Regions from separate parts of the Homo sapiens genome. Here region 2 is linked to region 1. Evidence: chromatin loops called from intact Hi-C (ENCODE). Cell type or tissue: endothelial cell of umbilical vein. All regions are shown on one strand. Links, peaks and the distances in the headings refer to the core of each region. The heading gives the core; the rest is flanking DNA. Region 1 overlaps GRK5 (G protein-coupled receptor kinase 5). Region 2 overlaps GRK5 (G protein-coupled receptor kinase 5).

Region 1 (2,809 bases), core at 201-2,700:
AGCCCCATAAAGGCATAAGTGAAAATTTGCTGACAAATTTTGATAGCTGCTTTTTCAAAGCCAGACACTGACTGAGGAGTGGTGGGAGAGAGCTGTGTGGGTATGACTTGGATTGATTGATTGGGGATGATCAGGGAAGGACAAGACCCTAAGACCTGAGGACTTGGCCGGGTGAAGTAGGGGCAGCAATAAAGTGCCACTCCCCGGGAGACACGTGTAAGTGCCCAGAGCAACGTCATTTGAGAGGTAAAAACCTGGAAGACCTAACCTACGTGTCTCTCAACAGGAGAGTGGATGGAGGAATTATTTTGACAAAACCTGTGGGTATGCAGGTTTAAAGAAATTTTGTTCCCATTCTGTAAGCTTGAAATGTTTCATTGCAAAAAAGTGATTCTGGAAATGTGTATCTAGCAGAGGAAATGACATATGCAAAGGCCCTGAGGCAGAAAATAACTCCCAGTGAGGAAGCAGGTGACGGCCTGACCACTGTACTTCCGGTATCTCTGCTCTCAGCCACCCCTGAGACCATGGAAAGGCTCCGTGTTGAGCCCTTGGAAGGCCTCCCTGGGAGTCCTGGGTGTCAGCTGGAGGACTGTGTGATGGTGAGGGAGTTGAACCACTGGGGCAGTGCCCGCCTGGGCTGGATTTGGGGGAGGGGGGAGCCTTTTGGATGAGTCAGTCCTCTCTGGTTGGAAACAGCAGAGTCTAGTTGAGGCTCTGCCAAGGACCCGTGGTGATTCTTGTCGCCTTTTGTGGAGAAATTTGCCCGCTAACAGGCCATCTGTGTGAGGTGAGTCACTGTTTCCCCCGTTTTGTTGATTGCAGACACCTCTGTGTGAGTCTGTTCAGCCTGAACTGCACACACCGATAAACTTCAGTGCCTGGATGAGCAAGCTTCCTGTGTGCTTCAGCTTGGGGCGCATGTGCGCTTCTTCTAGGATTTTCTGAAACTTGGTCAGGGGCTCCTGGATCATGATTGCAGATTGAGAGCCACTGAGCCATTCCAGGTCCTGTTTTCTGATGTGAAATGGAAGCCCAGAGTGGGGATGTGTCCAAACCCACACTGAGATCACACAGCGAGGGAAGGAAGCCGGGGTCCTGGCTGACACTTGCGGGGCAGAGCACCTTCTCTTGGCCCCGAATATGGATTTTGGTGTCCCTAGTCAAGATTTGTTCTGCTGACTTCTCCTGGGGAAAGAGGTGTCACGTCTGCCTGAGCCCCTGAGCCTGGTGGGTGGGGTGTGAGGATCTGGCCGGGGCCGCTGCACCTGCAGGTGTTTCCTGCAGACATTCTGCTGGGGAGCACTTCCCCTCTTCTCCCTCCAGGTGACTCACTGGGTGCAGTGTCCTCTAGCGTCTACTGGGTGCAGGGCACTGGGGAGACATGGGGGATGCTTCTTTGGGCTCGTCTGTACTAGGTATGGTTATAGGGTACTGGGGGTTGCCTAAAAAAATGCTGTGTGACCTTGATGGCTCACTTTTTCTCCCTGGGCCTCTGTGTCTCCAGCCGTCAGTGAGGAGCAGGCGTGGGTGATCAGCAAGGTTCCTCTCAGCTCTGATGTCATTCATTCTGAGTTAGGTGGAGAGTAGGGGATAATTGCAGCCCTTATTCACTGAACTTTCTTAACTATGCTAAATGCTTTACGTGCATCAGCTCATTGATGCCTATATCTATGTGGTTACAGAGGAGCCAGTTGAAGCACAGAGAGGTTGAGTAAATTTCCTGGAGTCACACAGCTAGTAAATTACATACCTGGGTTTAAACCCAGGCAGTCTGGCCCTGGAGCATGCAGTCTTAATCACTGCATGATTAAGGCTGAATCATGGTCCCCTAAAGATGTCGTATCCGAATCCCTGCAACTTGTGAATATGTTACCTACCTGATAAAAGGGCCTTTTCAGATGTGATTAAGTTAAGGCTGTTGAGATGGAGAGGTTATCCAGGGATATCAGGTGGGCCTGATTAGAGGGAGAGTGGACTGTGCCTGTGAAAAGGAGTTCAGAGTGATGCAGCTTGAGAAAGACCTGACCAGCGACTGCTGGTTTTGAAGGTGGAGGAAGGGCCATGAATTGAGCCAAGGAATAGAGGTGGCCTGTAGATTCTCCCCTGGAGTCTCCAGAAGGCACACTGCCCTGCCGACACCTGGATTTAGCCCGGTGAATCTGATTCCAGACTTCTGACTTCTAGAACTGTAGGATAATACATTTGTGTCTATAGCACTCCATTTGTGCCGTTAATAACTTGTTACTGAAGCAAGAGGAAACTCATGCAGCCATGCTCTACTCTGGTCTCCTGGTGGCGAGCCCTCCTTTCTGCATACACACTGGATTTTGAATTCTGAGGGGTAACAACCTCATCTTGCCAACAGAGCCCTCCTTGGCCATTTCACAATTCAAGAAGCATTTTCTAGGAAGCCTTTTAAAGCCCCACTGCCTTGCCCCAGCTTGCTCTGTTGTGTCACAGGAATGAGGTGGGGAGAGGACAGAGGGAAAGGGTCATGGGGAACCTGGGGCCCCAGCCTATACCCTGCCTCTATGAGGCTCCATCTGAGCACCCACCTCTCCAGGCATCGTCCTTGGTCCCCTGGGAGTGGGCACCCATGGCGGGTCTGCACTGTATGCCCAGTGCGCCTTTGTAGGCCGAACCTGCAGGGTCAGAGCTGGGTCTAAGGCTGCTCCCCAGGTCCTTGCAGGAACATAAGTGCCCGGGTTTATCTTTGGGCACTAGAGCTGTGCCCACAGCAGCTCCTGTTCAGATCTGGATCAGGGTCAGGCCCCCATCACTGATTGCGCACCCCAGGCACGCCTCA
Region 2 (2,809 bases), core at 273-2,772, 73 kb before region 1:
TCTTGAATTCCCACGTGTTGTGGGAGGGGCCCGTGGGAGGTAATTGAATCATGGGGGGCAGGTCTTTTCCATGCTGTTCTCGTGATAGTAAGTCTCACAAGATCTGATGGTTATTATAAAGGGGAGTTTCCCTGCACAAGCTCTCTTTGCCTGCTGCCATCCATGTAAGACGTGACTTGCTCCTACTTGTCTCCCACCATGATTATGAGGCTTCCCCAGCCATGTGAAACTGAAAGTCCAATGAAACCTCTTTCTTTTGTAAATTGCCCAGTCCTGGGTATGTCTTTATCAGCAGTGTGAAAAGAGACTAATACACTAGCACAAATAAATGATAAACATTTGAGATGACAGATATGCTAATTACCCTGATCTGATCACTGTACATCATATGAATTGCAACATCACCATGTACCCCATAAATACGTAGTTATGTGTCAGCTAAAAGATAAAAAACTATAATATTTGCACCCAGGTGATGCTGCAGGGCAGTCAGGAGATGTGGCTGGCTCTGGGGAAAGGTGTCAGCTTGGTCTGGGCCTCCCTCAGTGGCCAAATGGCCAGTGTGAAGTCTTGGAGGGTGAAGGGCTCCTCCATGCCAGAGGCAAGCACCTGGCAGTAGCTTTGAAGAAATGTGGGAGCAGACGGTGTCTGTTGTTTTTCTGGCCCACATCTACCCCCTCTTCTTCTGGCAACAGCACCTCCATTTTTCTTGGGGGACCACTCCTCCCTGTATTTAATCCACAAGGTTGGGTGGAGATGATGTCTCATTGGTTCCATCAGTGAGCACATGACTCAGCCCTGGCTGTGCAGAGCCTTGATTCTCTGCTTGGCCTCAGGGATGGGGATGGGATTCTTGGTTCCAAAAGGGCTGCTCTTCTGCTGCTGGGGTTGCCAAGCTGGTGGAGGGAAACTTGGAGCTCTTGGTGGCCGTTGCCACAGCCTATCTGAGAATAAAGGCGGCATAGCACGATGTTGAATCAAAGGCTGATGGGGTGGGGGAGAGAGAGAGAGTCCTCATTGCATTGTTTCATTTTGGTGTCCAGCCATTCTGGGGGCCAGATGTACCCCCCTGGTTTCCTGTTTGGGTGAACGTGTGACTTGCCACTTACAGTCAAAGGATCCTGACTCATTCAGGGTTAAAAGTCACATCCTTAGGGGATACCTGCCTTAAAGAACCCAAGACAGCAGGCCAGAGACATGGGGCCTGGGTCAGGAGGAGCCAGCCCCCTGAGTCAAGGAAGGCTGGATGTGCACCTTTGTCCCAGGCTTTGCTTGAGCAGAGGGCCAGGTGTATTTGATATTTGCCACAAAGAATACAATCCTTAACCTGGCTGCCCTTGTGAGACTCCAACTGTAGCAAAGAAAGATTAGGAAACAAACATCCCAGTCACCATGGAAATGTGAACCCAAGGTGTTAGGAACAATAGCTGTGTGAGTCCGGAAGTGGATTCTGTCCACACACATGTTGGTTTGATCCCCCATCTATTTCCTTGTGGGGGCCTGGGCATATCTGTGAACGTATGATATAGCCAGCTGCTCTAGGGCTGGGTGCCACCTCCCATTAGCCTTGGTTTCATCATCACCAAAATAGCTGTAAACCTAATACACTGCTTATGCATGTCAGAACCTCCTTACAGCCTCCCTCGGAGGTAAATATTATTTTTATCTTAATTCCACAGATGAGAAAACAGAAGCTCAGGGAGGTTCCTAAACTTTCCCAAGGTCACAGTTGTTGATGGAAGAGCCAGGGTTTGAACCCAGCCCGTTGAGTCTGTGCTTTTTTAACCACCACGTTCCTCACGTTGGTGTTGACAAAAAATATTACTAAAAGTAGTTCATTCTTACTCTACATGTCTTATTTCAATTCTGCCACAAACCTATGAGGCAAGTACAACTGGTTAATTCCATCTTATAAACGAGGAAGCTGAGGCACAGAAGACTTAGGAATCTTGCCCAAGTTCCACCGTCAGTAGGAGGCAAAAGTACATTTGGGGGTTACTTTTTTCAGGTGGATTTGAAATGATAATGTGTCTTAAATTTAATTTGGAAGCCAAGAATGGGTGATAACTGTAATTTTTTCTTTTCTTTTCTCCTTCCCCTCCCCTCCTTTTCTTTTCTATTCTTTTCTTTTCTCCCTCCCCTTTTTTCTTTTCTTTTCTTTCTTCTTTTCTTTTCTTATTATTTTTTGAGACAGAGTCTTGCTCTGTCACCCAGGCTGGAGTGCAGTGGCACGATCTCGGCTCACTGCAACCTCTGCCTCCTGGGTTCAAGTGATTGTCCTGCCTCAGCCTCCCGAATACCTGGGATTATAGGTGCACGCCTTGTATTTTTAGTAGAGACAGCATTTCACCATGTTAGCCAGGCTGGTCTCGAACTCCTGACCTCAGGTGATCAGCCTGCCTCGGCCTCCCAAAGTGCTGAGATTACAGACATGAGCTACCACGCCCGGCCTAATTAATTAATTTTTTTGAGATGGAGTCTCACTCTGTTGCCCAGGCTGGAGTGCAGTGACACCATCTCAGCTCACTGCAACCTCTGCCTTCCCAGGCTTGGGTGATCCTCCCACCTCAGCCTTCTGAGTAGCTGGGACTAGAGGTGCACACCACCAGGACTGGCTAATTTTTTTTTATTTTTTTTATTTTTGTAGAGACGGTTTCACCATGTTGCCCAGGCTGGGATAAGTGTAATTTCTAAATCTGGCTTTCATCAGTGGTGATGTTCTTCATGTGTAGATTTATACTAGGGAAACAAATCAGGAGGGGGAACAAGGTGGACAGAGAATAATAGCAACTTGATTTGCCTATTATCC

The links. Peaks named below come from ENCODE experiments on the same cell type or tissue, not always from the same donor. Only the 100,000 strongest peaks of a DNase experiment are listed, where the experiment ranks them.
Region 2: a loop joins it to region 1, with 8 times the contacts of the local background. A loop is called at or near these places in 4 of 110 quality-filtered maps.

The regions. Positions count from the first base shown.
Region 1 is chr10:119,305,474-119,308,282 of GRCh38, forward strand. All of the region lies in intron 1 of GRK5 (G protein-coupled receptor kinase 5), which reads left to right. Among named protein-coding and RNA genes, the nearest start is that of GRK5-AS1, 32 kb to the right of the region's middle. RefSeq lists enhancers at 594-673, 1,084-1,183. In endothelial cell of umbilical vein, for the core only: a CTCF peak has its summit at 1,346; DNase peaks (open chromatin) are centred at 768 and 1,268; H3K27ac peaks cover 2,145 bases.
Region 2 is chr10:119,232,524-119,235,332 of GRCh38, forward strand. The region is part of intron 1 of GRK5 (G protein-coupled receptor kinase 5); the gene reads left to right. Among named protein-coding and RNA genes, the nearest start is that of GRK5-IT1, 26 kb to the left of the region's middle. RefSeq lists an enhancer at 1-88. In endothelial cell of umbilical vein, for the core only: no CTCF peak of the experiment used is centred there; DNase peaks (open chromatin) are centred at 1,098 and 1,478; H3K27ac peaks cover 2,109 bases.